Linked DNA regions of Homo sapiens: region 1 is linked to region 2. Evidence: chromatin loops called from intact Hi-C (ENCODE). Cell type or tissue: OCI-LY7. All regions are shown on one strand. Each heading gives the region's core, and the rest is flanking DNA. Links, peaks and the distances in the headings are about the cores only. Region 1 has its middle 24 kb from the start of SEC63. Region 2 holds the start of LOC124901370 (a long non-coding RNA gene).

Region 1 (16,135 bases), core at 2,975-10,974, 510 kb before region 2:
TCGTTTTGCTTTGTTTTTGAGACAGGGTCTCGTTCTGTGGTCCAGGCTGGAGTGCAGTGGTGTGATCACAGCCCACTGAAGCCTCAACTTCCTGGGCTCAGGTGATTCTCCCTCCTCAGCCTCCCAAGTAGCTGGGACCACAGGCCCACACCACCAGGCACGACTAATTTTGTTGTTGTTGTTGTTATTTTCTGTAGTGATGGGGTTTCGCCATGCTTCCCAGTCTTGTCTCAAACTCCTGGGCTCAAGCTATTTGCCCACCTCAGCCTCCCAAAGTGCTGGGATTATGGGCATGAGGCACTGTGCCCAGCCTGGTTTATTTTCTTTTAAAATATGTGTGGTCTTGCCATGTTTCTAGAACACACTCTCAGCCCATCTGTTTTCCATCTCTTACAGGATGCTTCTAGCTGCTCTCCTGGGTGGAACATCACAGAAATCATCCCCCTGCCCCACTCTGGGGCTTGGGGCCCTCCTGGTCTGCCAAGAGGTTCCCAAGCTGATTGCCAAGGGGCCATCTTATTCTTAGATACAATCTTATCTCCAATCCCTATGGAAGGTTTAAGTAGTAATTTACTCAAAGATTTAGGAAAGAAGTCCAGAACCAAGCTTCACTGGGGATGGGAGTTGGGGTGGGTGCGGTTTAAAGTAAATATCCTCAGACCCCTACCCAGCCACTTTGCTCCCAGTCACCAATCACAAACCAAATCCCCACCACGGGGTTTTCCGAACTCTTACAGTCTCACAGCCTTTGATGTTGGCCCTCAATGGCCTGTGAGGGACCAAGCTCTGGTCACATGGATGGAGAGAAGAATCAATGATACCATTTGTTACTACCGGGTCTTACATTTGGGGATGTTGCTAGTTTCCGCCGATCTAGAGCATCCAAAGTCAAGCACATTTAATCACCTTAAGGAGTAATTTTCTTTTCTCTTTCTTTTTCTTTTCCTTTTTTTCTCTTCAAGACAAGGTCTCACTCTGTTGCCCAGGCTGGAGTGCAGTGGTGTGATCGTGGCTCACTGTCGCCTCCACCTCCTAGGCTCAAGTGATCCTCCTACCTCAACCTCCCAAGTAGTTGGAACCACAGGCAGGTGCCACCATGTCTGGCCAATCTTTTTCTTTTTTGTAGACATGGGGTCTCACTATGTTGCCCAGGCTGGTTTCAAACTCCTGGGCACAAGCAATCCTCCTGTCTCAGCCTCCCAAAATGCTGGGATTACAGGCATGACCCACAACACCTGGCCAAGAGTGATTTTCAAACCCTGTCTGGTCACCTTAGGAAATCCATATTTACCTAGTAACTGCACCGTGACTATCTTGACAGCTAATGATCCAGTCTCATTCTGTCAGAAAAAGAAATGCCTCTTCCTTACATTAAGAGGAATGGGAAACCTGGACAGCACCTCCCTAATTCCTGGAGTGTGTATGTGAGGGGCGTCAGTGTCAGTGAGAGTTATGGAATGGGGAGAAGATGGAAGGAGAAGGAAGGAGCCTGTGGAGTGCGTGGAATTGAAGATACAGAAAGAGGGATATTTTGAAGATTTATTTATGAACCCTAAACTGTTTTTTTTGTTTTGTTGTTGTTGTTGTTGCTGCTGCTGTTGTTTTCACAGAGACTTGCTCTGTCGTCCAGGCTGGAGTGCAGTGGGGTGGTCTCCGCTCACTGCAACCTCTGTCTCCTGGGTTCAAGCGATTCTTCTGCCTCAGCCTCCTCAGTAGCTGGGACTACAGGTGTGTGCCACCATGCCTGGCTAATTTTCTTTTGTATTTTTAGTAGAGACAGAGTTTCGCCACATTGGCCAGATTGGTCTCAAACTCCTGATCTCAGACGATCCTCCTGCCTTGGCCTCCCAAAGTGCTGGGATTACAGGCATGAGCCACCGTGCCTGGCCCCTAAACTGTTTTTAATTCCTATGATTAATGTGGTTATAAATAAGCTTGGCAAGAAAAATACTTAGTATAATTTATCATCTCAAGAGATAAAAGTATAAAAGTACAAAACTTTAAAATAATGCTCCTTAAAAACATAAGCTCTAATTCTGAATATGCCATTAACTAACTTTGTGACCTTGGACAAGTCACATCACTTTGCACTTTACAATTGAGTGTGTTTGTTTTATCATCTACAAAATGATATAATATTACACACTTTATCCCCTTTACAGGGATACTATGAAGGTCAAATCAGATTACATTAAAATAGTGATAATTACTTACATTTGCATAGTACTTTATCATCCACAAAACATTTCTGCATATATTATTGCATTTGCATGAAAGAGCTTTGAAAAGTTATAGTGTTATAAAAGGACAGTGCCTCTGTTTGAATACCAGCTCCATCTTTCTCTCCTTCAAATTGCTAATCAGTAAGATGAGGCTAGTAGTAGCATCTGCCTCATAGGTTGTTGAGAGGATTACATAATATGCTGCATAGGCAGCTGTGGACTCAGGGCCTGCATAAATAAATATTCAGACCGGGCACAGTGGCTCACACCTGCAATCCCAGTACTTTCGGAGGCTGAAGTGGGAGGACTGCTTGAGCCCAGGAGTTTGAGACCAGTCTGGGCAATAGAGTGAGACCTTGTTTCTACAAAAAGATTTTAAAAATTAGCCAAGCATGGTGACGCATGCCTATAGTCCCAGCTACTCAGGAGGCTGAGATGGGAGGGATCGCTTGAGCCCAGGAGGTCAAGGCCACAGTGAGCAGTGACTGCACTACTATACTCCAGCATGAATGACAGAGTGAGACCATGTCTCAAAAAAAAAAGGAAGAAAGAAATATTCAACAAAATCCACTTTGTTGAATATTTATGTTAATACTCAATGTTAAAAAATGCAAATGTCACCTCCTAAAGGCCTTTCAGGCCTCTTCATCTAAAACAGTGCCCTCCTTCTGCCATCACTTTCCAGTTCCTTGCCCTGGTTTATTTTTCTGAGTAACACTTTATGATATAAAGTAACTACTTTATATCATATTTGCTTAAAATCTCCATGAAGACAGAGATTTTGTCTGTCTTGTTTACCTCTCTATTCAGGATAGTAGATACTCAATAAATATTTATTGATTGAATGAAGTTAGTTATCATAATTGCTATTGTTATTATTACCTAATGTCCCTTCCTCACTTTGCCTTCGACTGTCTTGTATCATCGAGGGCATTAGAAATATTCTCTCTGGCCGGTGCAGTGGCTCATGGCTGTAATCCCAGCACTTTGGGAGGCCGAGGTAGGTGGATTGCTTGAGCCCAGGGGTTTGAGATCAGCCTGGGCAACATGGCAAAACCCCATCTGTACCAAAAATATAAAAATTAGCCAGTCTCATAACCTGGTCTCAAAATAAACAGAAAAAAATGTTTAAAGAAATATTCTCTCCAAGTTTTCAAGAACTACTTAAATCAAGCAATTACCAGGTTGTTGCTGTCTTCCCAGGAATTTTTATTTTCTAGTATGGAGGACCACCAGCAGATGGCAATCAAGGAATACAAAAATCTGAGTTTATCCTATTTAGGAAGATTTTGGTAAATAGATTTAAGAATCATAAGATGAGCTGGGCACGGTGGCTCACACCAAAGTAATCCCAGCACTTTGGGAGGCTAAAGCAGGAGGATTGCTTGAAGCCAGGAGTTTGAGACCAGCCTGGGCAATATAGCAAGACCTCATCTCTATAACAACAACAATTTTTTTTTTTTTTTTTTTTTGCAGGGGTGAGGAATCTCACTCTGTGGCCCAGGCTGAAGTGCAGTGGCTCAATCTCAGCTCACTGCAACCTCCACCTCCCAAGTAGCTGGGATTACAGGCGCCACCCACCATCACACCCAGTTAGGTCTTTTGTTTTTTCGTTTTTTGTATTTTTAGTAGAGATGGGGTTTCCCATGTTTGCCAGGCTGGCCTTGAACTCCTGACCTCAGGTGATCTCCCCGCCTCGGCCTCCCAAAGTGCTGGGATTATAGGCGTGAGCCACCACACCTGGCCTCCATTTTTTTTTTTTTTTTTTTTTTTAGGAATCATAAGATGATAAATTTAAGGTAAGCAGACCACTGTATTCTACCTCTTGAATATCGGCTCTTCTCAGAGCCAGTTTCTCATGCCCCAAACACATCTTCTACCAGTGACTAGAATTAATGTCTAACCTCAAAAAAGTCACCGAAACAAATTATAAGATCCTTTAGGTAATCTAGCGGAAACTTAGGCCTGGTGTGGTGGCTCACACCTGTAATTCTAGCACTTTGGGAAGCCAAGGTGGGAGGATTCCTGGAGCCCAGAAGTTCAAGAACAGCCTGAACAACGAAGCAAGACCCCATCTGTAATTTTAAAAAATTAAAACAACAAAAACAAAGACAAATGGAAACTTTAGTTATTCTATGTAAAAATGAATTAGTAGAATTTGTTTTTATTTAGGTATTATATTTCCTTTTGATTTCCTGCTTACATCTTGAGCCAAGGTACATTTTCTTTGGTATGTAAAAAAATGAACATTTGTGTAAATGCTTTTCCAATGGTAGAAAACTTATAGTTCTGGCAGAATAGAGCTGCAAAATTATCAGAGGGAAGGAATTTGCTGATAACATTCCAGTACATGTACATGGGGATGGGGAAAGGGAGTTCACAGCAATTTTACAACTTTAAGAAAAACGAATTTTACAACTGGTTTTACAAAAATAGGAATTTCTTTTCTTTTTTTTTTTTTTGAGACAGAGTTTCGCTTTTGTTGCCCAGGCTGGAGTGCAATGGCACGATCTTGGCTCACCACAACCTCCGCCTCCTGGGTTCAAGCAATTCTCCTGCCTCAACCTCCCAAGTAGCTGGGATTACAGGCATGTGCCACCACGCCAGGCTAATATTTTTTTTTTTTTTTTTTTGAGACGGAGTCTCGCTCTTTCGCCCAGGCCGGACTGCAGTGGCGCTATCTTCGCTCACTGCAACCTCTACCTCCCAGGTTCACGCCATTCTCCTGCCTCAGCCTCCCGAGTAGCTGGGACTACAGGCGCCCGCCACCGCGCCCGGCTAATTTTTTGTATTTTTAGTAGAGATGGGGTTTCACCGTGTTAGCCAGGATGGTCTCGATCTCCTGACCTCGTGATCCGCCTGCCTCGGCCTCCCAAAGTGCTGGGATTACAGGTATGAGCCGCCGCCCCTGGCCCTTTTCTCTTTTTTTGCACTTTGCTTCTGAAGACGTGTTAGAGAGTAGGTGTTCAATTAAATCAAACACTCTCAATAGGGTAATAGAAGACTTTGTCCTTGTTGACGAATACTGGTATCTATGCTTTCCATTTGCTAAAATTGCTCTGAGTTTCCAGGGAGAGTTGCAGTGTGGTCAAGCCTACAGAATGCTAATACTGCTAATTTTTCTGTTAGGTTGAAACAAAGAGAATTTCAGTTTATAGTTTACAGCTCAAATATATTTGATGGCATAACAAAACCCCTTGAAATATGGCTGGTACTTCATTGTAGAAGATGATTAACCTGTCTTGTTTCATTTTGTTTTGTTTGACGATACCTTTACCAGAAAAAAGCCTCATAAAACACTTTAAAAAACAAACAAACATTGTACCTGGAGAGTGTGGGGAATGTCCAGTATTTAAGAGAAGTTATGAACAATAAATAATATTTTTGGACTTCTGCTATGTATTAGGCAATATTATCTTAAGACAGACAAATTATTTAGCCCATATATATAGATTAGGCAATTAAGGAGCAGTGAGATTCATAGTTTGCCAAGGTTACATGAGCTGAGATTGGAACCAGGCCTATTTGGGTAAATGTAAGCACTTCCCTGCACTATAATTAATTGTTGATCTTATTCTAACAAATGGTGTTAAACACTTGGAACTTCCTAGTTAATGCAGAAATTTAACCAAATCACCTGGGAAACTGTTAAAAATTTAGAGTCCCAGACCATATCCCTAGAGATACTAATTCAGAAAATCTGGTGTGGGGCCTAGGAATCTGAGGTGTGTTTTTGTTTATTTGTTTATTTTTATTTATTTATTTTTTTGAGACAAGAGTCTCACTTTGTTTCCCAGGCTGGAGTGCAGTGGGGCAATCCTGGCTCACTGCAACCTCCGTCTTCCGGGTTTAAGCGATTCTCCTGCCTCAGCCTCCTGAGTAGCGGGGATTATAGGCATGCAGCACTATGCCCAATTTTTATATTTTTAGTAGAGACAGGGCTTCACTGTTTGTTGGCTGGGCTTGTCTCAAACTCCTGACCTCAAGCTATCTGCTCGTGTCGGCCTCCCAAAGTGCTGGGATTACAGGCATGAGCCACCGTGCCTGGCCAGGAATCTGAGTTTTTAACAAGCTCTCCAGTGATTGTGCTGCAGGCACTCTTCTGACCTCAAACACTTTGAGAAAGCACAGGCCCAACCCTGTGGACCTTAAAGAACAAAGAATTCTTTGAGAACCTGATGAAAGCTCTAGACCATTTTCTAGATAAATGCACATTTCACATCCCCAAATTTTACCTACAACTTAAGAGGGTTCACAGACACTCTGGACCTATGGATGCTTGGTCTCTTTCCTGTCCCAGTTGAAACTGGCCTGATAAGGAACCTCTTCCACCTCTCCACCGAGAGAGGTCACTCTTCAGCCTCAAACAGCCTCCCTGTTTTTTCTTTTTTTCTTTCTTCTTAACTACAAAGGGAAGAGTTTTCCAGGAAAATGAAGTGACTGTTGTTTGAAAAGGAGCTTCATCTTATAAATAGAGCAGCCTCTGCTGCTGTGCTTCCAAAAGTTAAGCTGAAACAGGATAATAGTGTTATCTGCAATCAGGATGAAGGCCAATCTGGATAAAGGTGTTGGGATTAAAACCAACAGCAGGGACCAAAGATTAATAAGGGCACAACCAGAAGAAAGAATCATTAAATTTATTTTCTCAAGAAGCCCTTTCTCTAATGTCTTTTCAGACTCTAGGTTTTCTCTTAGGTCTTTTATTTTATTTTATTTATTTTTTTGAGACGGTGTCTCCTCTGTCGCCCAGGCTGGAGTGCAGTGGCACAATCTCGGCTCACTGCAACCTCCACCTCGCGGGTTCAAGTGATTCTCCTGCCTCAGCCTCCCGAGTAGCTGGTACTACAGGCTCATGCCATCACCCCCAGCTAATTTTTTTTATTTTTGTAGAGATGGGGTCTCACTATGTTGCCCAGGCTGGTTTTAAACTCCTGGGCTCAGGCTCTCCTCCCACTTCAGCCTCCCAAAGTGCTGGAATTACAGATGTGAGCCACTCACCTGGCGAGGTTTCCATTTTTAAGCTAATCTTTGCATCTTTAAATAACTCAAGACTGATGCAGCCCATCTTTTAAAACATAGCTAATATTGATAGAGTCCTCAAAAGTTTGCTTGTGATATGTTCTGGATTCTGTAACATCGAAAAGGTGTAAGGAGAACATATAAACCAGGAGCTGTAAACCAGGGGCTCCAGACACAGATCCAGAGAAGTTGATAGATAGATAGATAGAAGTTAAGGAAGAAGTGTTGTTTCTGCAAGCACCCTGGTATTGTTCATAAATTTCGTGTGTTTATGTACTTTTGGGGGGAGAGATTCAATGGCTTTCATCAAATGCTTAAGGGAATCTTCAACTAAAATTTTAAAAGTAATCACTTATAAAAGAGTCTTATCTCACAAGGACTAGACAAGCAAACAGGCAGCAAAGCTTGTGGCACAGGCATAGTGACCACTGACTTAAAGTGGCCTATGCACCGTTGTCAAAACACCTGTCACGATTTTGGTTTATATTTGGGACATTCTGCCAGAAGGACCACTTGTTCAGAAACACGTCCTCCCTGGCTGGGTGCAGTGGTTCACGACTATAATCCCAGCACTTTGGGAGGCAGAGGCAGGAGGATTGCTTGAGCTCACGAGTTGAGACCAGCCTGGACAACATAGTGAAACCTCATCTCTACTAAAAAAAAAAAAAAAAAAGAAAGAAAGAAGCATGTCTTCCCTGATGTAGGAAGAGAAGCATGTTTTTTAGAGCCAGAAAAACCTGTTGAATGACAAGGACAGATGATACAAATTCTCCTGGACTCCTAATGCGATTTAAAATCAGGAATGATAATTTCTAATTCATCAGATTGCTGGGAGGTATCAGTGAAATGCCGCATGTAAAGCTCCTCGCACAGTGTCTGGCATAGGTGAGCACTCAGGAGTGTTATTGTCCCTCTTCCTCACCACCACACTAAGATTCTCCATGATGGGAATGCTGAGAACAAGCAATCTGCTGCTAGGATGGGGCTGCACCTGGTCAGACCGACCCGAAATCTGGTCTAGGAAACCTGAGGGAAAACAGATTTGTTTGGAAATTCCTATTTTCAGGTCTCTCACCGGAAGTCACAAGTGATGAAAATACATCATTCTTGTCCTTGAAGTTGTTGGACCCTAAGAGGGCAGATGGTACAAACAGTAAGTTAGCAGCGGCCACAGGGCACAGGACACTCACAGCACATGAATAAGCAGAAATACTCTACGCGCTTGATTAATAACAGGTTGTGATAGACAGGACAAAACCACATGGAGTTGACTTAGGAGGTATTCATGAAGGAAATGATTATTGAGCGATATTTTTAAGGTGGGGGAAGGGATATCATTTAGGAGAAAGAAAGAAAGAGGGGAGAAAGCTGAAAAGGTAGGAGAGAGTGCCATTGGGGCAGGCTTAGGAGCAGATTTGCAGGGCAGCAGGGAAGCCATGCTTGAGGGCCTGTGAAAAGATGACAGCAGTTAGGTGTGGGGGAAGGGAGGTAGCTAATTGGTAGAGACCCTTGAAGCCTGTGATTAGGAGTTTTAATTTAATTCAAGAGGCAATTGGAGCTATTGCAGGCTGCTAAGAAGGGGAGTGATATGATCAAAATGATGCTTGAGGACAACGGTTCTTGCTGTTCTGGCTGCTGTGAGCAGAGTGGATTAGATGAAGGAGATCCTCAGGCTGGGGGTGCTGATCTGAGGCTGTTTCACAAACCAGGTGTGAGGGGACGTGGCCTAGAACAGGATTCTGGGGATGGGGTAGAAGGAGCAGAGCTCGAATATGTTATGTGGGATAAACATTCATTCATTCTTAGAACCGGGCACTGGGTTGGACACTGGATATCGTGGGGCACAGAGGCTAAGATCAGGGGAGACAATTAAGCTTTGTTAATATTGTAGGATTGAAGTTCTGTGACCATTAAATCAGAGAAATGTGGGAGCACATAGCAGGAGCAGCACCTCACTGAGTCATGGGGAGGGACACGGGGGTCAGGGAAGTCTTCCTTGAGAAAGTGGTGTTTAAACTGGGCACTTAAAAAAGAATCAGGAGCGAGGGTAGTGGCTCACTCCTGTAATCCCAGCACTTGGGGAGGTCGAGGTGGATAGATCATTTGAGGTCAGGAGTTTGAGACCAGCCGGACCAACATAGTGAAACCCCACCTCTACTAAAAATACAAAAATTAGCTGGGCATAGTGGCACGCACCTATAGTCCCAGCTACTTGGTAGGCTGACGCAGGAGAATCACTTGAACCCGGGAGGTGGAAGTTGCAGTGAGCTAAGATTGCATCACTGCACTCCAGCCTGGGCAACAGAGTGAGACTGTCTCAAAAAACAAAAAACAAAAAACAACAAAAAAAAAAACAGAATCAGGCTGGGCTCGGTGGCTCATGCCTGTAATCCCAGCACTTTGGGAGGCTGAGGTGGGTAGATCATTAGAGATCAGGAGTTCGAGATCAGCTTGGCCAACGTGGTGAAACCCCATCTCTACTAAAAATACAAAATTAGCTGGGCATGGTGGCGGGCGCCTGTAATCCCAGCTACTCGGGAGGCTGAGGCAGGAGAATTGCTTGAACCCAGGAGGTGGAGGTTGCAGTGAGCCGAGATTGTGCCACTGCACTCCAGCCTGGGCAATAGAGTGAGACTCCATCTCAAAAAAAAAAAAAAAAAAAAAAAAAAAAAAAGAATCAGATCTCAACTGAGTAAGAAGTCATTGGGGAAATGTTACAGGCAGGGAGCCTCAAGATAAAAAGGCAGGGGTAGCCACAAGGGAAGGGAAGAATGACTCCAGGAGAGGCTCAAGGGGGCAAGCAAAGGGGGAGCAGACCGAGAAAGGCCTTTATTTTGCAATATGGGTTGTGGACTTTATCCTAAGGGCCGTGAAGGGCCATAAAAGATGAACGATTCATGTTTCATTTTAACAAAATCCCTCCAGCTATGTTGTGGAGGAAATGTATTGCCGGAGGTTAGGATGGGAATCTACCTGGGAGACATGTTGTCATAGTTTAGGGGAGAGGTGATTGGGAAACTGAGATAGATACATGTGATGGATTCAAGAGATATTTAGGATATAGAACTTAGGGGATGAGAAAAAGATTGAGAGAAGAGAAGGAAGGCAAGAGTATAAGAACAGATGTCATCAGCCCAGGGAGGGAAGAGGTATTGTTTAGGGTCACACAGCCAGCCTGTGGAAGTATCAGTATTAAAATCCAAGTCTCTAGTATTTAAAACAATAACAACTATATATATATATATACACACACGTATATATGTATACTTGTATATATGTGTATATATATATTAGGCTAGGCATGCTCATGCCTGTAATGCCAGCACTTTGGGAAGCTGAGGCAGGAGGATCACTTGAGCCCAGGAGTTAGAGATTAGACTGGGCAACATAAGGAGACCTTGTCTCTACAAGAAAACAAAAAAATTAGCCGGGCGTGGTGGCATACACCTGTATAGTCCCAGAACTCGGGCGGCTGAGATGGGAGGATGGGTTGAGTCTGGGAGGTTGAGGCTTCAGTGAGCCATGATTACACACTGCACTTCAGCCTGGGCAACAGAGTGAGAACTGTCTTAAAAACAAAAACAAAAAACATGATCTTTCCTTTCCTTTCTTATCATGCTCATGTTTTCCTTTCCATACTTGAAAATATTTTTAAAATTTATAATAGCTATTTTAAGTTCCTTGTCTACTTAATCCATTATCTCTGTCACTTATGGATCTGTTTCTATTGGTTAGTGTTTCTCCTGGGTGTTAGTTCTATTTTTCTGCTTCTTTGCATGCCTGCTAATTTGTATTGGTTGCCAGACATTGTGAATTTTATTTTGTTGGATGCCAGATTTTGCAGTCTCAGTCTCTCTCTCTCTCTTTTTCCAACATGTCAAAAAGAACCTTTACTACTTTTATAATAGCCTCTTAACGCTTTCTTGCCAGATGCTTTTGGACAACATGCTTTCTGGGCACGTTGCTTTTGAAACTTCTGAGCTTTCAGAGGAGGCACTGCCTCTAGCCTGTGGCTTTCTGGGCAGGAACCTTCTGGGCTGGAGCCTTCTTGCCTGCAAGAAGTCATCTTTTTTGCTGGAACTATAGCAGCAGGTACTTTTGGGGGAGAAGGTTTCAAGAGACCTGCCTTTTGAAGCTTCATGTTCTTTTTTTTTTTTTTTTTTTTTTTTTTGAGACAGGGTTTCACTCTGTCACCCAGGCTGGAGTGCAGTGGCACAATCTCGGCTCACTGCAACCTCCGTCTCTCGGGTTCAAGCAATTCTCCTGCCTCAGCCTCCTGAGTAGCTGGGACTACAGGTGCATGCCACCAAACCCAGCTAATTTTTATATTTTCAGCAGAGATGGAGTTTTGCCATGTTGGCCAGGCTGGTCTCGAACTCCTGATCTCAAGTGATCCACCTACCTCGGCCTCCCAAAGTGCTGGGATTATGGGTGTGCGCCACCGATCCTGGCCTTTTTTGAAGCTTCTTAATGTCATTCTTGATTATTCTGTTCCTCATTTTCTTTGCCTTTGTGACTCTCCTGTATATTATGAGCAGAGTCCTGTGCTCCCCCATGCCACGTGGACAGCGCCTGGGGAGAGTGACCTCCCAGGATATCCACACTGGAAGGTTTTGTCGTGTTCTTAAAGAGTTTTGGACTTGCAGGATTCTCGCCAACCAGGATCATGCTCAGGTTTGTTGCCTGAGGCCACCCACTCTTCCACCTCCTGCCGCACTTTCTGCTTGATCTGCTGGGCTAGTTTCCTTCCAGAAATGACAACAGCTTCATTTTGAACTGCCGCGAGGTGGAAGGGAGCAGCTATGTGCAGGCTGCAGCAGCCAGGCAGCCAACACGGACATGAGGGAAGTCGCAGCCATAGCCCGCGCCGGTGACCACGACGGGCCAGGTCACACTTTAATCAACAGCAATCACCAGAAAATTCAGTTATGAACTCAGTAGAATTCAGCACTTGCCAAAAATTCTTCAGACATATGTTGTTTAAGAGTTACCATGTAAGGACTAATTAGCCATTATTCTTTTCAGTTCTCTACTTTCCATTTCTATTTCCTGTCAGTGCAGTAGAAAGTCATGGTGGCCGATGTAGGACTGTCTATGGGCAAATTAGAAAAAAGTGTCCCTCGGGCCAGGCACAGTGGCTCATGCCTATAATCCCAGGACTTGGAGATGCTGAGGCAGGAGAATCACTTGAGCTCCGGAGTTCAAGACCGGCCTGGGAAACTTAATGAGACCCCTTTTCAATTTAAAAAGAAAGAAAGAAGTGTCCCCTCCTTAAGACATCTTTTTGTATCTATTGGAAAACTGTCATAAACATCTGATTTTATTAAAACAAGAAACGTTGGCTAGGCACAGTAGCTCACACCTGTAATCCCAGCACTTTGGGAGGCCAAGGTGGGTGGATCACCTGAGGTCAGGAGTTCGAGACCAGCCTGGCCAACATGGCAAAACCTCGTCTCTACCAAAAAAAAATTAAAAATTAGCCGGGCATGGTGGCGCATACCCGTAACCCCAGCTACTTGGGAAGCTGAGAATCACTTGAACCCAGGAGGCGGAGGTTGCTGTAAGCAGAGATCATGCCACTGCACTCCAGCCTGGACAACAGAGCAAGACCCTGTCTCAGAAAAAAAAAAAGAAAAGAAAAAGAAAAAAAGAACAAGAAACATTATTGCCATCTACCAGACTTTTTATTTTTTTGAGACAGAGTTTTGCTCTTGTTGCCCAAGCTGGAGTATAATGGCTCAATCTCAGCTCACTGCAACCTGTACCCCCGGGGTTCAATTTATTCTCTTGCCTCAGCCTCCCGAGTTGCTGGGATTACAGGCATGCACCATCATGCTCGACTAATTTTGTATTTTTAGTAAAGACAGGGTTTCACCATGTTGGCTGGGCTGGTCTCAAACTCGTGACCTCAGGTGATCCGCCCACCTCAGCCTCCCAAAGTGCTGGGATTACAGGCGTGAGCCACTTCACGTGGCCTACCAGACATTTTTCATGATAAATATTCAAATCTACAATGTAAATAGCATCCCTCAGATTTACATAGGTGCCCTGGGTCAATGAAACCACCAATAATAAGAAAAGTAAAATATAGACATAGATTATTAAATTGTAAAAAAATTAAGGTGAACTCATCATATATAAAGGAAATATCTTCCCAGCTCTGTCATTGAAAGTGACCCCCCTGTGGCACTCCTCTTACCTTCCCACCAACATTTTTATGCACTCCTAACACCCAGATTTTGTTCTCTAAAAGTATTCTCCATTAAACAGAACCAAGGTGTCTTCCATAAAAGAACTCTACACCTGTTTGGTATATCCTATTATTTGCAGGAAACAAATGTTACTGGAAAGGGGTCTGGATCCAGACTCCAAGAGAGGGTTCTTGGATCTTGCGAAAGAAAGTATTTGGGGTGAGTCCATACAATCAAGTGAAAGCAAGTTTATTAAGAAAGTTAAGGAATAAAAGAATGGCTACTCCATAGGCACAGCAGCCCTGAGGGTTGCAGGTTGCCCATTTTTATGGTTATTTCTTGATGATATGCTAAACAAGGGGTGGATTATTCATGCCTCCCGTTTTTAGACCACATAGGGTAACTTCCTGACGTTGCCATGTCATTTGTAAACTTTCATCGTGCTGGTGGGACTGTCTTTAAACATGCTAATGCATTATAATTAGCATATAATGAGCAGCAAGAACAACCAGAGGTCACTGTCATTGCCATCTTGGTTTTGGTGGGTTTTAGCGGGCTTCTTTATTGCAACCTATTTTATCAGTAAGATCTTTCTGATCTTATCTTGTGCTGACCTCCTATCTCATCTTATGACTTAGAATGCCTAACTGTCTGGGAATGCGGCGCAGTAGGCCTCAGCCTTATTCTACCCAGCCCCTGTTCAAGATGGAGTTGCTCTGATTCAAATATCTCTGACACAAGGATGTCAAAGGCAATACTGAAAGGAAAGGAAGCCAACCAAAAGGGCTCCCATTGGCCAGCCTGTGATAATGTGAGCATTAGAAAATAACAATATCAATTTTAGATATCTTTAGTAGTAGTAATAGTAGTAGTAAGTAATAATATGACAGTTATTTTGAACTAGCTGAACCTGGATAGCAATGAGTTTATAACCATAATCAAAGGAGAAACACTCTTTTAAATAGCAACAGATAGTTGTAATAAATAAAAAGGGTGAATATTGAGGACTAAACTTTGACTTTTTTCTTTTCTTGCCCAAATTCCTACCTAAGGGGCCTGAGGAGTCACATCCTACAAACCATAAAGTCTCATCAGAGGGGCTTTATTTAACCCTATATAACGTGGCTCACTTTCCAACTTGACTCTGGCATAACATCGCATAACAAATAAGGAAGAAAATCAAAATATTTTCACTCCAAATATATTTCCTTGCCGTATCTTGAAACTGCCCTGCAAAGTCATCTCTTGTCGGGGGAAATCCCCTTTCTGTAGAGAATTCCCTTTCCCTTTTTCCAGGAGAGAATCAACAAATATTTACAATCTCTTCTCTCTGAATACTGCTACCTGGAAGCCTCATCTCCATAATAAGAACCTTGGTCTCTACAACCCCTTGTCTTAACCTAGGCATTTCCTTTCTTTTGATCCCAGGTCCTTAGATAAACTCTTTAACCAATTGCCAATCAGCAAATTTTTAAATCTATGGCCTGGAAGCTCACCTGACCCAGCTGTTTTGAGTTGTCCCACCTTTCTGGACCCAACTGAACCAACGTAAATGCTCAAAAATGTATAAAACCAACCACCTTGGGCACATGTTCTCAGGATCTCCTGAGGGCCGTGTCATGGACCATGATCACTCATATTTGGCTTGGAATAAATCTCTTCAAATATATTACGGAGTTTTACTCTTTTCATCAACAATATGATAAAATAGATTTCATTTTTATTGATTTTGGTAAAAGTTATAGTATGGATATTAGTTGTTGTTGTTGTTGTTTTGAACTACGTAAGTAGAAAACAGTAAATATGGCCAGGTCCTATGGTTTACACCTGTAATCCCAGCACTTTGGGAAACTGAGGTGGGAGCATTGCTTGAGTCCAGGAGTTTGAGACCAGCCTGGGCAACATAGTGAGACCCTGTTTCTACCAAAAATTTTAAAAATTATCTGGGTGTGGTGACACATGCCTGTAGTCCCAGCTACCTGGGAGGCTGAGTTGGGAAGATTGCTTAGGCCTGGGAGGTTAAGGCTGCAGTGAGCTGTGATTACACCACTGCACTCCAGCCTGGGCAACAGAGCGAGACCCTGTCTCAGAAAAAATAAAAAGAAAAGAAAAGAGTAAATATAGACAGTAATGAGTCAAATTATCCCTAAAGAATTAGGTGTTCAGCCAGAAAAGCAAAATCCCTACCAGTCCAGGGGCAGCTCAGATAGAAGCAGGTCAAAGGCTCTCTGGGAGCTGGTCAGCACTGGGAGTCCTTGGCAGTTGCCAGTGAAAAAGAGGAGCCAATTCTGTGCTCCAAGGCAACACATTACCCAAATTCCTCAAGGAAGAAGATCGTTAGTGATACAGGAGCTAGAAATAAATTATTTATGCAGATAGATAGTGAGGGCAAAAGAGTCCTTAGTAAGGGTTCCCTTTTAAGAAAAAGTAGCCCAAGGAATTATTATTTTTTTCTAACAAAGAGCAGACCGAAAAATCAAGCTGCAAATGTAGATAAGCAAGCTGGAAGTTTGCACAGGGGAACACCGGCAGCTGTGCCAATAGAAAGGTGTTACCTGGGGGCCAGGCATATCCAACATGGAGGCTCCATCTTCCCTTTTTTGTTACCATGTGTACAGTACAGGAATGGACATCGTGGCATCGGCCAGGCAGATAACCCATCTGCATAATAAAAGATTAGGGTGGGGGTGGCCATCTTTTCAT
Region 2 (16,135 bases), core at 2,852-10,851:
GTATGAAGAGATTGGTAAAGTGCTGAGAGAAAACAAGTCTAATTCAACCAATTAATATGAATATAAAACACTTTAAAAGTACTTGTTTGATTTTTTTAAAAAGCTTTAACACTGATGGTTTTTCTATTGCTTACCTGTCAACTGGCCTGGTTTTTCTTAAACAGAAATTTTTTTTTAATCAAGTAGTCCTTAAGTGTTTGTTTCCTATCATAGAGTATGATTTGCCATTTTCCATAGTACCTTCTCCCAGATTAGATCAGTTGACCCAAAATTAGTAATTATTTATTACATTGCCAATTAGAATATTTAATAAGGTACATTCCATTTTATCACTTTGAAATATATTTTATGGAAAAAAGTTTAGAAATTGTTAGAATATGCTATTTTTGTTTTTTAAAATGGCTTGGTGAAGATATTATTGAGTCAGGCAAAAGATTTTGAGAAAAAACTAGAAAGGAGCAAAGGAGCCATAATATCTTAAGAATTATAAGATTTTCACATATTTTAGGGTTAAATATTACTTCATTCTTTTCTCTTTTATTGTTAATCAAGAAATATATGCTATGTAAGATCCAGCCCTCCAAGATTACTACATTGACTTTGGTCAGCAACTATTTCTTTTTCTTTTTCTTTTTTTTTGAGACGGAGTCTTGCTCTGTCACCCAGGCATGATCTTAGCTCACTGCAACCTCCGCCTCCCAGATTCAAGCAATTCCTGTGCCTCAGCCTCCCAAATAGCAGGGATTACAGGCACACCTCACCACGCCCAGCTAATTTTAGTATTTTTAGTAGAGATGGGGTTTCACCATGTTGGCCAGGCTGGTCTTGAACTCCTGACCTCAAGTGATCCACCTGCCTCAGCCTCCCAAAGTGTTGGGATTGTGGGCATGAGCCACCATGCCCAGCCAGTCAGCAACTATTTCTTAAGTACTTCTCTATCTGTATGCCTATGTTATGAGGAATATAAAAGAAGTCAGTAAGAAGTTTCTCTCAAAGAGTTTACAGTTTAATAAAGGAAATAACATAAGCCAAATATTATACAGCGAAGCAGAGTAGAAAGAGGCCCAACTGAGTCAGGAGATAACAATTCCAGTCATTAACTCAAATACTGTTTAGCTGACACTGGGCGCTGTGGCACACACTTGTAGTCTCAGCTACTTGGGAGGCTGGGGCAGGAGGATCTCTTGAGTACAGGAGTTCTTGGCTGTCCTGTGCTATGATCATGTCTGAGGATAGTCAAGGCACTCCAGCCGGGGCAACATAGCAAGACTCTGACTACCCCCACCAAAAAAAGATACTATTTTGCTGAGTTGCCTTAGGCAGATCACTTAACCACTTCACCATTCTGGGTCTAAGTTCCTCACTTGTGAAATGCATGATGTGATCAGCACATTTCTGTCATTCCTTTTATTTTATTTCATTTTATTTTTATACCATCAGTTTTGATGAATACTGATCTGTCATTCCTTTTAGCTGTAACAGTCTCCTTTAAAGAGCAGTGCTCACTAGTTAACTACATAATATGAGTGTATCAGGAGTTCAAAGTAAGGATGCTAAGGGTTGGAAAGGCTCCAACAAGATATGAGATTTAAAGAGGAAATTGACCTTGACCTGGAAAGGTGAGCAGAATTTAGATGAGTGGAGTAAAAGTATTTCAACCATAATCAGAAGCCAAGCATCACGTGTTTCAGGAGGACAGACTGATGCCTAATGAGAGCAGAGTGCATGTTGGGGAGGAAAAGGAAATAAAGATGAAACAGATCTCGGACAGATTCTACCATCAAAATCAGGCAGAGAAATAGTCTTCTTACTGTAATCCAGAAAGAGTCATTTTAGGTTTTGAGCAGGAATGTGGTACCTAGAGTAATGTTTTAGGAAGATTAACAGGTCAGTATACTCTGGGAGAGGTTGTAACTTTCACCAACATGTCCAGTGGACCAGCAAGTAGTGTCTCCTCTTGGGAAGATCCTTCTTTCCAGAAGGAAACTTGGTTAAATAAACTAACATGCTAGATATTTGTTTGTTCCCTTATGCAGGGTAACAGACACAGTCCTACCCTTTTAATATTTTACTCACACTTCTCCCTAATCATCCACCAAATATTTATAGAGTACTTAATAGAAGGCTGTCATATTTCTAGGAACTGTAGTGGGTACCAAGATGTGAGTAAGAGTCTCCACTTTTATGGAGTCTTAATTTAGAAGAGAAAATGAGGTCAGTACATAGATCACTAGAATGTGAGGCAGATTATAATTAGTACTACAGGATCAGTATGACCAGAATGCTATGGATGATCGGAGTGGAACTGGGCCTTGAAGGCTGGAGGGTTGGAGATTCTGTTGGTGCAAAGGTTGGGGGGAGTATGAGGCAGTAGCTGTTTGGTTTTTCCTAAGCAAAGGAAATCATGAGGGGCATCTTTATCATCTCTTCCTTCTCTGAAGTTTTATGTTTCTGGGGAAAACACAAGAGTTGGGGCTGGGCGCAGTGGCTCACGCCTGTAATCCTAGCACTTTGGGAGGCCGAGGTGGGCAGGGCAGATTGCCTGAGCTCAGGAGTTCGAGACCAGCCTGGCCAACATGGTGAAACCCCATCTCTACTGAAATACCAAAAAAAAAAAAAAATTAGCTGAGTGTGATGGCGCACATCTATAATCTCAGCTACTCGGGAGGCTGAGGCATGAGAATCACTTGTACCCAGGAGGCCAAGATTGCGCCATTGCACTCCAGCCTGGGTGACAGAGCGAGACTCTGTCTCCAGAAACAAACAAACAAAAAACCGGAGTTGGCAATTACAGAGTATATTCAGAGAACTACAGACTCAGAAAGGTTCTACTTCCATTTATGTCAGAGTAGCTCCTATTTGATCAAATTACCTATTGATCACCTCTGCAAACTCTGGACAAAATCTGAAAAATAACTATCCAGAAGGCACTGCTTATCAAAAGCAGGGAGAAAGTAGAGCACAGCCAACACTTGGAAGAAAGGATTGATACTGGTGAGTTTCTCATTTTTATAGTTTTTCTCCTGAGGGCAGATCACAGTTAGTCTTATACGGATGTCTAAAACTCAGTAGAAACCTGCTGTTTTTAGCTCGAAGAACCAGAGAAGAGCAAATCAGTGACCATAACAGCTGGAAAGTATAAGGAGAAATCTGGGAAAGGAGAGAACCACAGAGGAATAGCCTGAAATTTTTCCTGTAAACTCTGCCCAAATCTTGGGCTGACCTGTGAAATATACATACACAGCAAATGCTAAAATAACTGAACGGAGATTTTCGCTGCTACGCATCATGGAGGAGACAGAGTTTGGAGCTTGAGGCTAACCAAGTTAATTACCTGCTAACATAGCAACAACAACAAAAAATCAATATACTTAAGAATCCCAAGTCTCCACGACATACCATATACAGTGTCCAGAATACAGTCCCAAGTTACCATGCCCCTCATCAGGGTACATGGCTGGACAGAGTATGGACTGGATTTCAGCTCCTAATTGCTGCCTCGAGGAGGGGCATGAACCAGGTATACTTGAGAGATTGCACGAAACAAGATAAATAGAAGAGAAATCAGAGGATAGGGCATGGAGGAGGTCAGGGACGAGGACAAGCCACCTAGGGCTCCAACGGTTTCAGTCTGAATAACCAGAGAAATGGCAGGACCCTTAACAGACAAACCAAAATGCTACAGGTAGGAGAACGGGGCTTACAAACAGTTGGAAATTTAGGACTGAAGATAAAGATGTAGAGGTCATTTATAAAGGTGTGTTAGTTTGGAGCCTAAAGGAGTCAATGACATCATCTGAACTGACATAGAAAAAGGAAGAGATGAGGGTGTGGGTGGGGTTGAAAAGTATGTTTTCACTAGAGTCAATGGAAGGAAACAGAGCCAGAGGACTAGTATAGTTTAATCAAAGGCACAGGAGAAACTATACACGTTCCTCACCATTTTACTGAAGACTTTTAAAACATAGAATTAATTTACTAGGCTAGGCGCGGTGGCTTACGCCTGTAATCCCAGCACTTTGGGAGGCTGAAGTGGGTGGATCACAAGGTCAAGAGATGGAGACCATCCTGGTCAACATGGTAAAACCCCATCTCTACTAAAAATACAAAAATTAGCTGGGTGTGGTGGCGCATGCCTTTTAGTCACAGCTACTCGGGAGGCTGAAGCAGGAGAATCACTTGAACCCAGGAGGCGGAGGTTGTAGTGAGCCGAAATCACGCCAGTACACTCCAGCCTGGCGACAGAGAGAGACTTCGTCTCAAAAGCAAACAAACAAACAAAAAAACAGAAGTAATTTACTAGATCAGTAATATCTTAGGGTTTGGATGTTACTTTGTAGAAAATCTTAATATAGTAAGCCACTGTCATAAGTTTATTAATTACCTAATCTTACTGCTTTTTAGCCTTAGCATATGTGAAAAACTGTAAGTTGTAAATTACTATACACATTTACATGGGAATATAAAAATTATCTTGCATACATGTTTGTACTGTCAATTTCTTTCCTGAACTTTCTGCATTGTCTCCCTATCATGTCCTATATAAATCCAAATAGTTACATAGTCACATCATCCGAACTGCAGCCTTTGCAATGCACTTCTTAATCTCCCCCTTCACTGCTTTATTAAAGCCAACGATGCTTTGTCTTTCTCAGGCTACTTCTTTATGCCAAATTCCATTCAATTTCGTGTTCATGAAATAGATTTCTACTTCCCTACACTGGGCTATTTCCCTCTGTTGAAAACCCACCTTCTCTAAGAATATCTCTCTCTACTGACGGATGCTCAGTACATACTTGGTAACTAACAAAATCAAAAGAGGCACTGCTGTTTATTATCTGAAGTTCTTACTGACATTTTATTTCCCTGATTCTCTTTTGCCTCCTGTTTAACTGAAAGCAGATGAAATAAGCTTTAAGCAGAAATAGAATAATTTTAGCATGGATTTATTTATGTCTTATCTGATTCCAAAAAGTATTTTATATGTGTGTACAGATACACACACACAACCATATACACACAGAATTAAATTTTTTAAAAATCAGGACAAAGGGAAAATAATGAATACTTAAGCTGAAAGACAGAAAAGTTAATATACATAAATCTACATCATAAACTTCTACATAGTTCTTAAAATCAAACAATTAAGTCAACACTCAGCCTTCTATCAGCCAAAGAGGGGAAAAGATATTCAGTAAGTTAGAAGATAAAAACAAACCAGTTACTCAGAAGTGATGATTTTTACTGGCACTTGTACCTTTCATAAATGGACTTCTGAAAGATGCCAGGAGACATTTCCTCAGCACCATTCCTGCTGCCGACATATGCTTGTATCTGATAGATTCTTATATCCAAGCTGAAAACATAATGACAAAGTAAAGTTTAATGAAACTATGCTATAAGGGCAAAAATAGTACTTTACAGCTGAGCTTTTCTCTTTATTTATCTGGCTTGATCCAGAAAAAATAGTTCTAAATGTTTAGAGATTGAATAGATGCATGTTATTCCGGCCTTTCATGGATGTTTTTATCTTTTAATAAAATTTGGGCAGCAGATAATTCAAGGTTGTCTTTTGGCAAGAAGATGAAGTGAATAATTCTGTTAGTCTTACTCATAGTTTGAAGGGCTTGGCCCTTTATTCCAGCAGCACGGGGAGATATTCAGTCTTGCCCTGATTCACTTTTTAATATCTTTTGAATATGAATTAGAATTTTTAACTGAGTATTTCCATGATTTGGAAAGCAGAAGAGTGGGAGGAAGAAAGCAACTCTTCAATATCCACTTCTTTTCCAGCTCTGATTAAGCTTTTCAAATATCCAAGCCTGAGAGAGTTCCATTTCTTTCCAATGGACTCTCACAAAGAAAGCAAAACAAACAAAAACAACAGCAAAAAGCAAAACAAAAGTAACAAAACCTCTGCATTTACAAGACTTTAACGTGTTCAGAAGTTACAGTTCTCAAATTTAAAATAACTTCTTAGCTATTCTAAAGCCTTTTCTCCTTTTTCATTTTGGGATCCTAAATATCTCTTTTTGTGCCACTTAGCTCTGATTTCCAAAGGAAAAAGTTAACACTGGTTCACCTTTCATGTCACATGCACATGCAAGACTGGTGTCAGAGAGTCTAGAACCTGACCTTGCACTATGCAGCTCATCTTTCCCATTTCTTCTGGGTAGATCTCAAAGCCAGACAAATGTACAAGTCTTTCCTCCCAAGGAGATGTAGCAAATACTGCCCTCTACTGAGGGTACAATCAGGATGGCTTGATTATGTTAATGATTAAGTACTGATTTCAATGATTATGGTAGAATAATGCTGGTACTAATTACTTCATCATTATTATATACTTTCTTATTAAAATCATTATATTCAGAAAGAGAATACAAAAGTGGTGGAAACATATTTCAGCCTTGGCCACATTCACTTATTATGTTCTGTAGTCTGGACAATCAGATATCACAGCACTATGTCTGAGGCATTCATGATAATGTTTAAACTTCCTTCTGTTTTGAACTAGCTAAGAAAATACCTTTTCCAGTGGGAAATTAGAAGGAGTTATTACAACATTATTTTAACAAAGGAGCTTGTGAAATAATTCTAGCAACAGTTGGGCTATTTTTCTTCCCCTTGCCAGTATTTTTTTTTTGTATCTACTGGATTGCTAATATTCAGAGTAATTTCACAGGACTAGCTATTAATGCAGTTACAATAAATTTTTTCTTTGTTCTTTATGACTTTAAAGGGTGAATTGTACATGTTTAACAGTACAGGATCATGTTAAAGTAAATGCCTTTTAACAAAAAGCTTCTCAAAAATATTAAACTAACCAATCAAATAATTATACACACACACACACACACAGAGAGAGACATACATTTGTAACGGCATGTTTTTAAAAAATGTTATATTATCTGTGTTCCTGGATCTGGAAAGTATGGGTTCTTTTATTAGGCTAAATGCTTACTGTAATGTACTATCCAGCTCACTTGTGCTGTTCCTGTTTTTCTAGAACAGGGTTTGCTTAGGATTGGCCTGAAGCTAAACAAATCTTAGCAAGGGAGCCGTGAGAATCAAAACCTAGTGATCCGAAGTGTTCCCACAGCATCTGATAAACTCCAAAGCTTAAACCTCTGGTTTCTTTAATTCAGAAACCTTAGATACTGTGAGAACTAGGAGGAGAGTCGAGCCAGGCTAAATCGTCTGGTGGTGAAGATAGCTTCCAGAACATGGTGAGCCAAGGTGTGTGAAGACCCATTTCCTCCAGCCTCACAAACCAAAGCAGCAGCCTTGTTCTTCACAGACTCCCTCTGCCTTCTGACTGCCCCTCACACTACAGTTAAGCTGAAAACTTAAGCTGAATAAAGAAGCTAGGCAAGACTTTCTAACTCTAGAAATATGGAGGGTCTTTCTGAGTGGGGGCTCTGAGCTACACTAGCTCATTTGCTGTTGTTAATTCTGTTGTACGGTCGAACCCAGTTTATCCCATTTCCAAAAGGAGCAACTTGACTTCTCCTAGATTTTAGATGTCTACCAAACAACAGATACCAGGTAATTAGCAAGGTATAGTCTGGTTCATTCAGTCCCAGGTGGTTAGTACAACCCATTCCACTAATTTTTACCATGTCGTGGATATGCTTTTGCAGTTGTTATGTATTGTCTTGGAGTTGTATTGATGCTTACATTTAGCGATGCTCATTAATGATGATGATGCTAATTAGGACGATTTCCTACTTCTTCATCTTCTTTTTCTTCTGTTTTTGAGACACAGTCTCACTGTCACTCAGGCTGGAGTGCAGTGGCATGATCTCAGCTCACTGCAACCTCCGCCCTTCAGGTTCAAGCGATTCTTGTACGTCAGCCTCCTGTGTAGCTACAGGCCTGTGCCACCATGCCTTGCTAATTTTTGTATTTTAGTAGAGATGGGGTTTTGTCATATTGGCCAGGCCAGTCTCGAGCTCAAGCAATCCGCCCGTCTCGGCCTCCCAAACTGCTGGGATTACAGGTGTGAGTCACCACACCTGGCGTCACATTTTCATTTTGGTTTTCTGTTTTTATGCCAATTGTTTCCATCCCCGCTCCCCCTGCTCCCCTGCCCCAGTGAGTCCAGCACGGTGCTTTTCACCTGGTAGATCTGATTCGATAGACCTGACTTGATGTGGCTTGTGTCTTGAGAAAATTGTCAGTTTCAGGATCCCCAGAATTAGACATCTCCAGAATTTGGAGATCTCTTTATTACATACACAAAGCTGGTCGAGTAGAGTAGAGGAGTGTACCCTCCTCTAGTTTGTCACATTGATTTTTTTGTTAAGTCATTGTTTCTACAAGCAAAATATGCCCCCCCCACCCCGCAAAAAAATACTGTATTAACCATTAAAAGGGGATGAGAATTTAGCAAAAATCTGGCAGATTTAGGTAGAACCAACCTCCTGCCATTGAGACTGTGTAAATCAAATGGCAAAACTTTCCCTCAGCACTCCAAAGAACACCCTGAGAAGCAGAATGTGTTAAGAATTGGTGATATTTTCTAGAATGGTGAGATATTTCCCAGCTGGGTGTTTGGACTTCATATTCGTGAGATTTCTCATATTGAGGTGCCATATGAATCTTGGGAAATTATTTACTCTGCAAATACACACATTTCAGTGCTCTGCTTTTCTTTCTTTTTTTCTTTTCTTTTCTTTTTTTTTTTTTCAGACAGAGTCTTGCTCTGTCACCCAGGCTGGAGTGCAGTGGTCCCATCTCAGCTCACTGCAACCTACGCCTCCCAGGTTCCAGTGATTCTCCTGCCTCAGCCTCCTGAGTAGCTAGGATTACAGGCGTGCACCACCCTGCCCAGCTAAATTTTTTTTGTATTTTTAGTAGAGATGGGGTTTCACCATGTTGGCCAGGCTGGTCTTCAACTCCTGACCTCAAGTGATCCACCCATCTCGGCCTCCCAAAGTGCTGGGATTACAAGCATGAGCCACCACACCCAGCCTTGTTTTTCTAATTATTATATTTATTATTTTGGAATCTGGCACATAAAAATAGTCTTAACATCAATTCGTGTGATATTTTCAGTTTGTTTTGAAAAGGATACATTCATCCTAATTCCATTCAAGCATTTTCTATTAAAAGGTACTTCTCTTTAAGATATGAAGTATTGTCATTGCCATGTAAATAAAGTAAGATACCACGCATGTTTGTTTAATGAACAGCTATCAGCGTATTCCTACAAAGGGTTTATAAGGAGGAGTCTATACAGATAAAGAGTAACCCTTAGGACCGTATAATCTAGATAGAGCTTGAAATCATAATCGTCCTACTTCAGCTGAAATAATGGTAGCAGAGCAGAGCATTAGTGAGGCAGAGGAAAAAGAAACTCCAGCTGACAGCTCATTTGGGTATACTGAAGTGGATCATTGTAGGGCAGAAGGTGGTCTGATGGTAATGCTCGTGCATTTCACATTGGTGTGGCATTGAGAAAATTCCCACTTCTGGCACCAGGGTCGATACCAAAGCAGACAACTGGACCATTTCACATATAGGAGAAAAAAGACAGCAAGCAAGCTCTTTATTTTTAAGTTTGTTAGAGAAACTGGGCTACATATAATCAAGCTGTATACTCTTGGTAATTAAGGAAAACAAATACTCTTTGCAAAGTCATTATAGATTTAAAGTTCTTTAAGTTTTCATCAGGTTTCCACAGAAACAAAGAGTTTGAAACAATAGTGGAGAATGCACAAACCATCGAGTAAGTGGATTTTAATTGTTCCTGTTAAGAAAATTATTCAGATAACCAGCCACATCAAAGACTATTAAACTTTTTAATTGCTCAGGTGGAAAGATGGAGAATGTCATCATTATCTATCATAAGAAGAATCAGCCTTAGATAATCCTACTTGAATTTTGAGTTAGAATAACATACTCAAGGATGCTACTAACTGAAGTGCCATTTAGTACTCAAAAGTAATCATATGCTTTAATTATTCATAGGGCACAATGCATGAATTCACAATACTAATTATGGTTTCAAAAAGTGTATTATGCTATGGTTTAGTTACATAGGAGGATCAACTAATGCAAAACAAAAGTATAAATATTTGCAACTGCCATAGATATACTGTGCATGTAATTTAGTTGTTTGTTAGTGTGGTCAAAGGAGTAGAGAAATGTCTTTTCCCTGTGTTTTGCAAAGTTCTTGTAGGATTTAATACAGTGCCTCATATTTATTAAGCATTCAATAGTTATAATTGATTTTGAAGACTTGGTGATAGTGTCTTTATTTATTCATTAATTGTGTGTTATGCAAAACTCTGTTCCCTAGTCTGTGCTAGGTGCTGGGGACACTGAGGTGAATAGAACTCCCTGTCTTGTACAATGACGTAAATGAGTGTGGCAACAGCAAATGTAAATGGCATTGTAGCTCCTCAAGGTCTTTAGTATATGCTTTGTGTTGAATATTTTACATATTCATGATGTATTGTAATATTAGGGAAGATGCAGGGGATGAAATAGCTGAAAAATAACGCACAGTAAATATACTTTGGAATTAATAAAAATCTTTAATGTTGTTTTTCTACATCATTATTTTGGTTTGACTCTTTTCTGTCATTATTTTGCTTCTTTCTCCTTTGGAAAATACTGACAAATCTAAAAAAAATGAAGATTATTAAACATACCTCTAAGTCTTTCACTCCAACCATTTAGAAATAACAAGTAACATTTTAAATATATTTACTTATGCTTTTTTCTGCATATATATTTTGAGCAAAACAAACATATAATTTTGCATTATGCTTTTTCACTTAGTTTTTTTTATCATGGCATGTTTCCATATCATAAAATATTTTTCATGGACACCATTATTTGTTGGCAACATATTATTTTATTACATCAATGTGCCTTAATTTATTGAACCATTCTTCTGTTATCAGATATTAAAGTTGCTTTTTGGTGACATAGTTATAATCTTATGTATAACCTTCGGTTGAATTTCTGATCACTTTCTCCTGATTGATTTCTAGAAGTGAAATGATGGGTGTAAGTTTATAACTTTTTTTTAGGGCTCTTACTACAACCCATCAAACTGTTTTCAGGAACAACTAAACTGATTTGCTCTTCCAGCAGCGATGGATGCTGCATTACATGTTTGCCGGCATCAAATTGCATAATTTATTTTTCTTTGCCAAATTGCTATTTGAAAAATGATATAACATTCTTATTTCTTTGAAATAAGAATTTCTTTATTACTACTGAGCTTGACTATTTTTTCATTTGTTTATTAGCCTCTTTTACTTACTATATTCTTTGCTCCATGAATTGTCTATTCAAATTCTATATTCATTTTTTTTCTGTTGCAATGCTGTTACAATTTTAGTTTTATTGTAGTCAATCCTTGTCTCACTTAATTCCTTTTTCATATCAGTTTGCTCTCTCCCTGCATTTCTCTGCTTGTATTTGATTGGGTCCATGTCTTGTATTCTAAAACGATACCACAAAATTTACCAACTTTTTCCTTCTAGTTCTTGTATACAGTAAATCATAAGTTTTATTTCTGGAAATAAGTTTTATATTACACCATAAAAATTCCAAAATTGATTATAAAAATAAATGAACATAAAATAAATGATGATATATGTGTTTAAATATACTTATCAATTATGCAAAACTAATTCTTAACTATAAAAGCTGGATCATATTTTTCTGCAGGGGCTGGACTTGCTAATGACTTAAAAGCTTTCACTAGTAAATCTCTGTAGCAAGTATAGTGTTTTCGTTAGCTCTTGCTGCATAATAAATCACCCCAAAATTCAATGACATAAACTGAGTAACAATAAGCATTTGTTATTACCCTCTAGTCTACAGGCTATGGGGGAGTTCTTTGGATCTCTGTTGGGTTCATATGTGCATCTGCAGTCAATTTGCTGCACTGGGCTAGGCTCTTCTCATCTGTGTGGGGCCAGCTGGCTGTATGCAGCCTAGGATGCTCTCTTGGCTTTTGTCCTTTTTGTGTTCTCTCCTCCTCCAGCAGGCTAGCCGAGGTATTGCAAAAGAGTGAACAGAAGCATGCAAAGCCTCTTGAGACCTAAGTTCAGAACTTGAAAACTGTGACTTTTGCTTCATTCTGTTGGCCGTGGTAAAGTTGAGCCATGGTAAAGAATAGACTCCACGTCACAATGCAAGAGCTGGAAAGTTGCAATCCAAAGGATATGGACAAGGAGGCAAGAACAATTGCAGCCATTACTATAATCAGATGACCCCTCACCCCACATAGGCCTTCTTCAATTCTCCAGTGGGTTTTAAATTATCATAATTTAGTTCTAGAGAATTTTTTAGTTAATCCAAGTAAACATCTTTAAATAACCCAAACATTTTTAAATAATGAATGCTTGGGAACAAAAGGGTGAGTGGCAACATTGTATTTAAATCAGTATTGGTCACAGTGATCAAGATCTCACACATCAAAAATGATATCCTTTATGTGATACACAGGGTTATGTAAGATGATTTGGCAGCATCGATATGTAGTTTGGTGAAAACATTCATTATATTTCTGTATATTATATAATCATGAGAAGAAAAATAAACTTACAAATATATTTTGAAATATATCGGCCAGGCACGGTGGTTCATGCCTGTAGTCCCAGCACTTTGGGAGGCTGAGGCAGGCAGATCACCTGAGATCAGGAGTTCAAGACCAGCCTGACCAACATGGTGAAACCCTGTCTCTACTAAAAATACAAAAATTAGACAGGCGTGTGGCATGCACCTGTAATCCCAGCTACTTGGAAAGCTGGGGCAGGAGAATCACTTGAACCCGGGAGGCAGAGACTGCAGTGAGCCAAGATTGCGCCACTGCACTCTAGCTTGGGTGACAGAGTGAGACTCTATTTCAAAAATATATATATACATGAAATATTGAATTTGAATAAAACTATCAAATAAAATGTTTTCAAATTTGTAATGAGAAACTTCCCTCCATAAATGTAACTTTTTTTTTTTTTTTTGAGACAGGTCCTTGCTCTGTCGCCCAGGCTGGAGTACAGTGGCGCCATCTTGGTTCACTGCAACCTCTGCCTCCTGCGTTCAAGCCATCCTCTCACCTCAGCCTCCCAAGTAGCTGGGACTACAGGCACGTGCCACTACATGTGGCTAAGTTTTGTATTATTTGTAGAGATGAGGTTTTGCCATGTTACCCAGGCTGGTCTCAAACTCCTGAGCTCAAGCAATCCACCAACCTCAGCCTCCCAAAGTGCTGGGATTACAGGTATAAGCCACCATGCCCAGCCCATAAACATAACTTTCTAAAAGTCAGTTTTGATACTTGAAATGGGATAAATGAAATTCCTGATTAAGACTTTTAAAATTTTAATCCAGGCCAGGCATGGTTGCTTATGCCTGTAATCCCAGTTCTTTGGGAGGCCAAGGTGTTTGGGATTGCTTGAGCCCAGCATTTTGAGACCAGCCTTGGCAGCATAGCAAGACCTCATCTCTACCAAAAAAAAAAAAAAAAAAAAAGCTGGGCTCCATTGGTAGGTGCAGCACACCTGTAGTTCTAGCTACTCAGGAGCTAAGGTGGGAGGATCACTTGAGCCCAGGAGGTCAAGGCTGCAGTGAGCTGAGATCACGCCACTGCACTCCAGTCTGGGCAAAAGAGCTAGAGCTAGATCCTGTCCCCATCACCCCCAAAAAAACCTGAAGAAAATTTGAAGAGGAATTTTTTTAAAAAAATAATAGATTCAGGGGGTACATGCACAGGTTTGTTACATGGGTGTATTGTATAATGCTGGGATTTGGGCTGCTAGGGTGCTTGTCATCTGAATAGTGAACATAGTGACCAATAGGTAATTTTTCTAACCCTTGCCCCCTTTTCTTGCTCCCTGCTTTTGGGGTCCCTAGTGTCTATTTTTTCATCTTTATGTCCATGTGTACCCATTGTTTAGCTCTCATTTACAAGTGAGAACATGCAGTATTTGGTTTTCTGTTTTTTTGTTAATTTGCTTAGGATAATGGCCTCCAGCTGCATCCATGTTGCTGCAAAGAACATGATTTCATTCTTTTTTATGGCTGTGTAGTATTCCATGGTGCGTGCGTGTGTGTGTGTGTGTGTGTGTGTGTGTGTGTGTGTGTGTACATATACGTATACCTGATCTCAGGTGATCTGCCTGCCTCGGCCTCCCAAAGTGCTGGGACTACAGGCATGAACCACCGTGCCCAGCCGATATATTTCAAAATATATTTGTAAGTTTATTTTTCTTCTCATGATTATATAATATACAGAAATATAATGAATGTTTTCACCAAACTACATATCGATGCTGCCAAATCATCTTATATAACCCTGTGTATCACACAAAGGATATCATTTTTGATGTGTGACATCTTGATCAATGTGACCAATACTGATATATATACATATATATTTACACACACACACACATACATTTTCTTTATCCAGTCCACCATTGATGGACACTTAGATTGCTTCCATGCCTTTGTTGTGAATAGTGCTATTATAAACGTGAATGCAGGTGTCTTTTTGATAAACGTGAGTGCAGGTGTCTTTTGCACTACCCTTTGGGTAGATACCCAGTAGTGGGATTGCTGGGTTGAATAGTAGTTCTATTTTTAGTTCTTTGAGAAATCTCCATACTGTTTCCATGGGGGTTGAACTAATTTGCATTCCCACCAACAGTGTATAAGCATTCCCTTTTCTCCACATTCCTCACCCACATCTGCTATTTTTTGGCTTTTTAGTAATAGTCATTCTGACTTGTGTGAGATGATAGCTCATTGTGGTTTTAATTTGCATTTCTCTGATGATTAATGATGTTGGGCATTTTTTCCTATCTTTGTTGACCACTTGTATTTCTTGTTTTAAGAGGTGTCTGTGCATGTTTTTTGCCCACTTTGAAGATAATTTTTTTTTTTTGAGACGGAGTCTTGCTCTGTCGCCCAGGCTGGAGTGCAACGGTGTGATCTCCGCTCACCGCAACCTCTGCCTCCTGGGTTCAAGCAATTCTCCTACCTCAGCCTCCCAAGTAGCTGAAATTACAGGCACGCACCACCATGCCTGGCTAATACTTTGTATTTTTAGCAGAGATGGGGTTTCACCATGTTGGCCAGGCTGGTCTTGAACTCCTGACCCCATGATCCGCCTGCCTTGGCCTCCCAAAGTGCTGGGATTACAGGCGTGAGCCACCGCACCTGGCCGAAGAGAAATTTTTGATAGTTACCATCTATGTGAACAAGAATCCTCATTCATACAAGGAGACATTAAGAAGTTTTGTATTTTCAGTAATGGTTGACTCTCTGTAATTTGCACCACATTTTTTGTTAGGGCAATGAAGGAAGCTAGATGAAATTAGTAGTAGGATAGGCTAACTGCTGCAACAAATAACCCCCAAATTAGAGGATTAATAAACAAACATGTATTTCTTGATCATATTACTGTCCAATGCAGGCTGACAAGGAAATGTAGCTCCATGCAGTCCTTCATGGACTCAGACTTCATCTCTCCTTTAAGTCCTTAGAGTCCTCTCTATTCACCTGCAGATGAGGAAAAGAAGGAAGATTCTGTGTAGAGTGTTTTTATGGGCTAGACCTTGAAGTGATCATATTACTGTCTCTCTCACTCCCTGGTCTGAACTTGATCACACAGCCACACTTAAATCTAAGGGAGGCTGGGCAATAATACAGGCATACCTTGGAGATATTGCTGGCTTGGTTCCAGGCCACTGGAACCGATGAGTCGCAGGAATTTTTTTGTTTCCCGGTACATATAAAAGTTATGTTTATACTGTAGTCTATTAAGTGTGCAATAGCATTATGTCAAAAAAATACATACTTTAATTTAAAAATGCTTTATTACTAAAAAATGCTAACAACTATTTGAGCCTTCAGTGAGTTGTAGTGTTTTTACTGTTATAGGCTTTTCTTGCCTCAATGTTTTGTTTCTTTTTACCCAGACAGAGTCTCACTCTGTTGCCCAGGTTGGAGTGCAGTGGCGTGATCTCGGCTCACTGCAACCTCTGCCTCCCAGGTTCAAGCGATTCTCTTGGCTCAGCCTCCTGAGTAGCTGAGATTACAGGTGCAGCCACCATGCCTGGTTTTGCTTTTTGTTTGTTTGTTTGTTTGTTTTTTGAGTTGGAGT

The links. Peaks named below come from ENCODE experiments on the same cell type or tissue, not always from the same donor. Only the 100,000 strongest peaks of a DNase experiment are listed, where the experiment ranks them.
Region 1: it touches region 2 in a loop (2.5-fold over the local background); 13 of 110 quality-filtered maps call a loop at or near these places.

What each region holds. Positions count from the first base shown.
Region 1 is chr6:107,973,932-107,990,066 of GRCh38, forward strand. It overlaps the pseudogene MTHFD2P3. Among named protein-coding and RNA genes, the nearest start is that of SEC63, 24 kb to the left of the region's middle. RefSeq lists an enhancer at 14,459-15,165. In OCI-LY7, for the core only: CTCF peaks have their summits at 3,445 (motif pointing right), 3,645, 6,581 and 6,784; DNase peaks (open chromatin) are centred at 3,450 and 6,540.
Region 2 is chr6:108,486,098-108,502,232 of GRCh38, forward strand. The region is part of intron 10 of AFG1L (AFG1 like ATPase); the gene reads left to right. It overlaps LOC124901370 (a long non-coding RNA gene), which reads right to left and starts at 12,344. Exons shown (of 3, transcript XR_007059698.1): 1 at 5,258-12,344. In OCI-LY7, for the core only: CTCF peaks have their summits at 6,251 (motif pointing left) and 6,452; a DNase peak (open chromatin) is centred at 6,224.